2 separate regions of the Homo sapiens genome follow, and region 1 is linked to region 2. The links are chromatin loops, found by intact Hi-C in ENCODE. Cell type or tissue: mammary epithelial cell. All regions are shown on one strand. Each heading gives the region's core, and the rest is flanking DNA. Links, peaks and the distances in the headings are about the cores only.

What was found. Hi-C counts contacts between places; a loop is a spot of excess contacts. Peaks named below come from ENCODE experiments on the same cell type or tissue, not always from the same donor. Only the 100,000 strongest peaks of a DNase experiment are listed, where the experiment ranks them.
Region 1: it touches region 2 in a loop (9-fold over the local background); 10 of 110 quality-filtered maps call a loop at or near these places.

The regions. Positions count from the first base shown.
Region 1 is chr3:86,972,398-86,975,330 of GRCh38, forward strand. The region is part of intron 2 of VGLL3 (vestigial like family member 3); the gene reads right to left. Among named protein-coding and RNA genes, the nearest start is that of VGLL3, 17 kb to the right of the region's middle. In mammary epithelial cell, for the core only: no CTCF peak of the experiment used is centred there; a DNase peak (open chromatin) is centred at 1,264; H3K27ac peaks cover 1,814 bases.
Region 2 is chr3:86,784,397-86,787,329 of GRCh38, forward strand. No RefSeq gene overlaps it. Among named protein-coding and RNA genes, the nearest start is that of VGLL3, 210 kb to the right of the region's middle. In mammary epithelial cell, for the core only: a CTCF peak has its summit at 1,163 (motif pointing right); no DNase peak of the experiment used is centred there.

The sequences.
Region 1 (2,933 bases), core at 322-2,821, 190 kb after region 2:
ACATTTACAATTGAAACAATATTGAGTTGAAAATATGTTTATGAAGAAGTTTATACTTCAAAATCACTATTCGGTGTCTTGCTTGTTTAAGAAAAAAAAGTCTTGATGCAAAGGAAGAGATGATATGCTTTGTTTCATGCCTGAGAACCAGTGTGCTTATTTCATATGTATGTAAATTTTTTTCATTACATGATTCTTTGCTTATGAGTACTTAATCACAGCCACATTTGTTGGATGAAGAAGACATATGAAAAACTGCATGGGCTATTTCTATGCAATATTACATTTCAGGTGAGTGAAGAAAATACAATACTTTATGCTATTAACACTATATGGTGAGTTTGGATTCAATATTACCTGGTATACAGGTGATGTTAACCAATATTTGGATGATGTTGACACTGACAGTCTAACACATACAAAATGCCCAACTGTAATTTTGGTTCAATTTTCATTTGGGGTTAAAAATATTACTCACACATACATACACACGAGTTTATTTCTAGACAAAAAAGAAAATGATAATATTGATACATTGTCTAATAAAATCCACTAAAAGCAAACCCAGTAATCTCACTATCTGATTTAGACTGCAACATGGTATACCAGGTATTTCTTTCAATTTCACAATAGTGGGATACTTTTTACACTGATTGTAAATGTCTCTTAAAAAAAACACACACACACACACATTACCTCCAAAAAAATTTTTTAAAATCTCCGAGTAAAAAATTTAAGAAAGATAAGATTCAAAATTTAAAGAATGATACAGCTTATTAATTTTGAAAATAACAAAAACTAAATTAAAAGGAAAATGGGACAATGAAGTGTTATAGAAACTCTAAGTCATCTTAAAAATTTCCAGAAAACACATTAGAATCAATATTGATTAAAATATGATTATTAAATGCTAAAAGGTAACATTTTTACATTTTTTATTAATATCAGTTAAAAAACAAAATTCTACTCAATTCTTAAGCTAAAGTGTTCTTGCTGTAATTTCATTGCCATTCTCTTGTTGTTCTTCCCATAAAAATAAATGGCTGGGTCAGAAGTGAAATGACATGTGTTCCAGTGTTTTCTGTCATTCAGTAATTATGCATTACCATTATGTCCAAAGATTGCCTTCTAGTTACTTTCTTCTAGAGTTGCTCAAAATGGGCCTTGTGACTCTACAATGAGAGTTTCAAGGGATGATGTCAGAGGCCGATACTCCTTGGAGGCAGCAGGGTGAGATTAGTCACGCCTCACTTTTTTCCCCATGTCTTGGTCCTATGGACATTCTGTTCATTTCCAGTATCAGCCAGCTCATCAGACAGGCCCTCCTTTTCCTTTCTCCATTTGACTATTTAGGTTTCGTATTTATTTTGAGAGCTTTTTCCCATGAGAATGAATTGCCCAAGCAGACCCTATGTACATCAATGAGCCAACAGATGATTTTCTTTGCAACTGCAATATCAGTAAGATTAGCATTCTGTATGGTTTTAAGTCAGTGATTTACTCTGCTATGGCTTGACATAGCTCCTGCCCTTTTCTACAGATACACACAGACTCATTTCTGTAAAGATCAGTGCATAGGCATATTTGAAACCAATGTTTAGCGCTGTGCTAAATTAATCATATAGATTATTTTTAAAATCTTTATAATAACTCTAGGAGAAGGGTATCAAGAAACATATATTTGTATGGAGATAAGGGACCAATCATATTCATTAGGTTTGTTATTTTTTTTTTTTTTTAGATAGAGTCTCACTCTGTCACACAGGCTGGAGTACAATGGCATAATCTCGACTCACTGCAACCTCCACCTCCCGGGTTCAAGCGATTCTCCTGTCTCAGTCTCCTAAGTAGCTGAGATTACAGGTGGCTGTCACCTTGCCTGGCTAATTTTTTGTGTTTTTAGTAGAGATGGGGTTTCACAATGTTGCCTAGGCTGGTCTCGAACTCCTGACCTCAGGTGAACTGCCCGGCCGCGGCCTCCCAAAGTGCTGAGATTACAGGCATGAGCCACCACGCCCAGCTAGTTAGGTTTTCTTAATGGAAAGAAATGAAATTCTTTCAACCCTGTTAGAATATATAGCAGGATTAGAGGTAACTGATAAGACATTGTGCCAAGTAAAATACATATACTTCCTATCATTGTTTGCCTTACAGCTGAAAAACACCTAAAAAAACTTACCTAGCTTCATGAAGGAGATATACATTCAAAGTATAACCATTCTTTCATTATTAGCTGACACACTATTCTTTGTCTAAAGATTTACCGTGTAAATATATTCTTAGTCAAACACGATTCAGTTATTAAATTTGTTTGTAGCATGGTAGCACTTCTGTGGCACTGTAATAACTTTATGCTGTAAACTAGACCCTTTAATACTCGGTCAGCAGTTCCTTTCTAAGCATCATTGCCATGGCCACTAACATTATCATTAGCCTTTAGTATCTACTATTATCTAAGACTGTGTGTTTTGTACCAAAAACACAAAGTTCCAGAAAACAATGTTCCTGGATAAAGGCTCAGGGTTTGTTTTCTATGTGTCAAATGAGTGGAAACTTACTTAAGGAAGAGAGAAAAGGCATCTGGCTTTCATTTAGCACCTTGAGTCAAGCTCTATGCTAAATTATTCATATACATTATTTAAAAATCTTTACAATAACTCTATGAGATGGGTATCAATAAACACATATTACAGTTGAGGAAGTTGATGTAAGAGATTTCAATTTAGTAATCCAAGATCACATTGCAACCAGAAGGTAAAGGCTGGAACATGAATCTAAAACAAATGGACTCCAAAGACTGTATTTTCCAATCCTGTGTAGCTTTGCCAATTAATATTAAATTGTCACCAACTCTCTCATTTTATGAGAATAAAAATGTGAGTCTCATTTTATTGAACCTCTTCTTTAAGACATTTTCTATATTTTTAATTATC
Region 2 (2,933 bases), core at 156-2,655:
ACTGTGATGACTGATGAATGTACCATAAATGTTATGACCATATTCCCTGAATTTTTATATTCTATCTATGTTCTTTGGAGCTATAACTAATTTAGAATAGCCATACACCTACTGTTATATTTAGTTGTTAACAAATATGCAATGTTTCAAATAACACTGGATATACATATTACATATTTCTGATTATGTTTTAAGAGTAAATCCCAGAAGAATGAAAGCATCTTAACCATGTCCTGAAAACTTGTACCATTTGCCTGCCTTCAGTTGGCTTCCCTGTAATACTCAATACAAGACATCATGATTTCTTAAAAATAGTATTTTTCAAATGGATTAGGAAAATGGTAATTCATTTTGTTTGCAATGTTGTTCAAAGAGAAATTTTAATTTTTCTATCATTTAAACATGAAAAAACAAAAATGACTATTATTTTATATATTATATAAAACAAATTTACATAAATGATTTGATTTATTTAATTTAAATACATTCTTTGTTTCTACTTTTGTTTCTGCTCCAAAGAGAAAAGTTTTCCAACTTAGACAATCAGTAAACCATGTGCCACAGATTGATAAAATTTAATGATTACACAGAGTAAGGAGGTATAGAATTATAAAATTATAAAACATTTCATTTTGTGTTTTACCCATTCACTTATGCATTCAATTACAATATACTGAGTAATTTCTATGCTCCTAAAATAAGCCTTTTGTACAGTGGCTTCTAGAGTTTACATCAGAAAAATATGTATGTCTCTTACCTAAAAGGAAAATTAAAATTGAACTCCATTAAATGTGACAATGTCTGCATCTACTCATATATTCATGTTATAAAATTTATAAAATATTAGAACTTAAAGGAACTGATGAATTGCTGCTATCACCCTCATAATTGATTTTTGTATAGAATGAAAGTGGGACATAGGAAGTTAAACAACTTGTACAAGGTTACACTGCACATTAAAAGCTGTGAAAAGAACCATGGTATAGGATTCCAGATCTAGTATCCTTTCAATGACTGGAATATGTCATAGCAGTAATGAGACTGATTTTTCTATGGATAAATTAGAATATTTTGATATGGTGAAATGTTACCTTATATAACAAAAAAAAATGCTCATATAACTTGCCTTTAGACTACGACTTTTCTGGTATGCTTACACTGTGTTTGTTTCACCAATAGATGGCAAACTTAACTGCTTATATTATAGTTTTATGATTTAACAGTCTGGTCAGCTACACAGAAATCCTCCATTTATTGGGACTTTAAGAATATGCTACTATTTTAAGCAAGCTGTGCTTTATAAAGGGAATATGTAAGTTTCTTTGCTGGTTGTTTAAAAAACTCAGTCACCTGTCAATACAGCAATATATTGTAAGTCAAATCAATACTTATGCCAATCAGGAAATAATTTTTTTCTAAATATGTTCTACCCGAGTCTTCTATAGTCCTTTAATAGATAAAATGTTATATAACAGTATACACAATCCAGTTTTACATATTTAAACTTTCATGACACTTTTTCATATTACTGCTAGTTTTATCTCTGGGCCTACCTTCATATTATTCTGCTATACATATTTAGACCAAAGAATAAACTGTTAATAAGTGATTTAATGTACACGTCAAAGTAAGATGTGTTCTAATCTGCTTTCTCAACTTCCTTGATAAACTAAATTGACTGTATTATATAGATATTTTTAGCTTCCTGAACACTATTTTAAAGTGTCCATTTAGGAGAACTTTATGTTCTAGACTGAAATGATTCTAATTTTTTAAACTCCACTGCTTGAACTTTTGTTATAAATTAGAAAACAAACACTAGATTATTTCTGAGAAATAGTCTAATTTTGTTACATCCACCGAGCAGTTGGAATCGTCCATAGATGTGTGTACGCGCGAATATTTCTCAGATTTTATCAGTATTCTTTCAGGCCTTCTGATATCACATGCAGAGTCACTCCCCATTAATAGCTCATGTGGATTGTTCTGTGGTGTGATAAACAGAGAGAAGTTATTTATCTCCAAAAGCTAAGTTATTAGCCCACAGTTTCCAGAAAAGACGAAGACAGTGCCTTATTAAAGTATAAAGAATCCCTCACTTTTTAACCTTTTAAGTGAAAATGCATAACAACACTCTCCATTGATCATCGCCGTTAGTACTTGGCTCACTGATTTCTTCATTGCTATTTCAGTCATCATTGGTGGAAATTCAACACGGATCCATCTAAAATCTTTGACCTGCTCCACTCCTGGATCTTGTCTTCATCTCTTTAATTCCCATGTCAAAAATCTGCATTTTATTTTTATTTTATTTATTTATATTTTTGAGACAGTGTCTCGCTCTGTTTCCCAGGCTGGAGTATAGTGGCACCATAAGGCTCACTGCAGCCTCAACCTCCTGGGCTCAAGTGATCCTCCTGTCTCAGCCTCCTGAGTAGCTGGGACTATAGGTATGCCACCACACTCAGCTAATTTTTGTTTTTATTTTTAGTAATGATATGGCCTCGCTATGTTGCCCAGGCTAACCTTGAACTCCTGGCCTCAAGCCATCATCCCCACTTGGCCTCCCAGAGTGCTGGGATTATAGGTATGAGACACTACACCCAGCCAAAAATCTGCATTTTAAACATCCCACTTTACTTTCACATTCTAACTTTCTTATTTACTTACTGAAGTAATTCCATTCCAGCTACCTTTCAATCTTTCACAGGCCTCCAATAATTGACTCTATGTTTTTCCTCTCCAAATCCATTTTTACCTTTGCCTTCCTACACACCCTGTCCTCACAGCCCTCCTCATGCACCCAAGATTCCTTAGATTCCTTGGTGACTATGCAGCACCGCAGCACTATAGCCAACGTCTTTCTAAGGCCTTGGTCTTTTTTGTCCTCTTCACCCACTGACCTAGTTGCTGGCAAAACCCCAACAATTGTT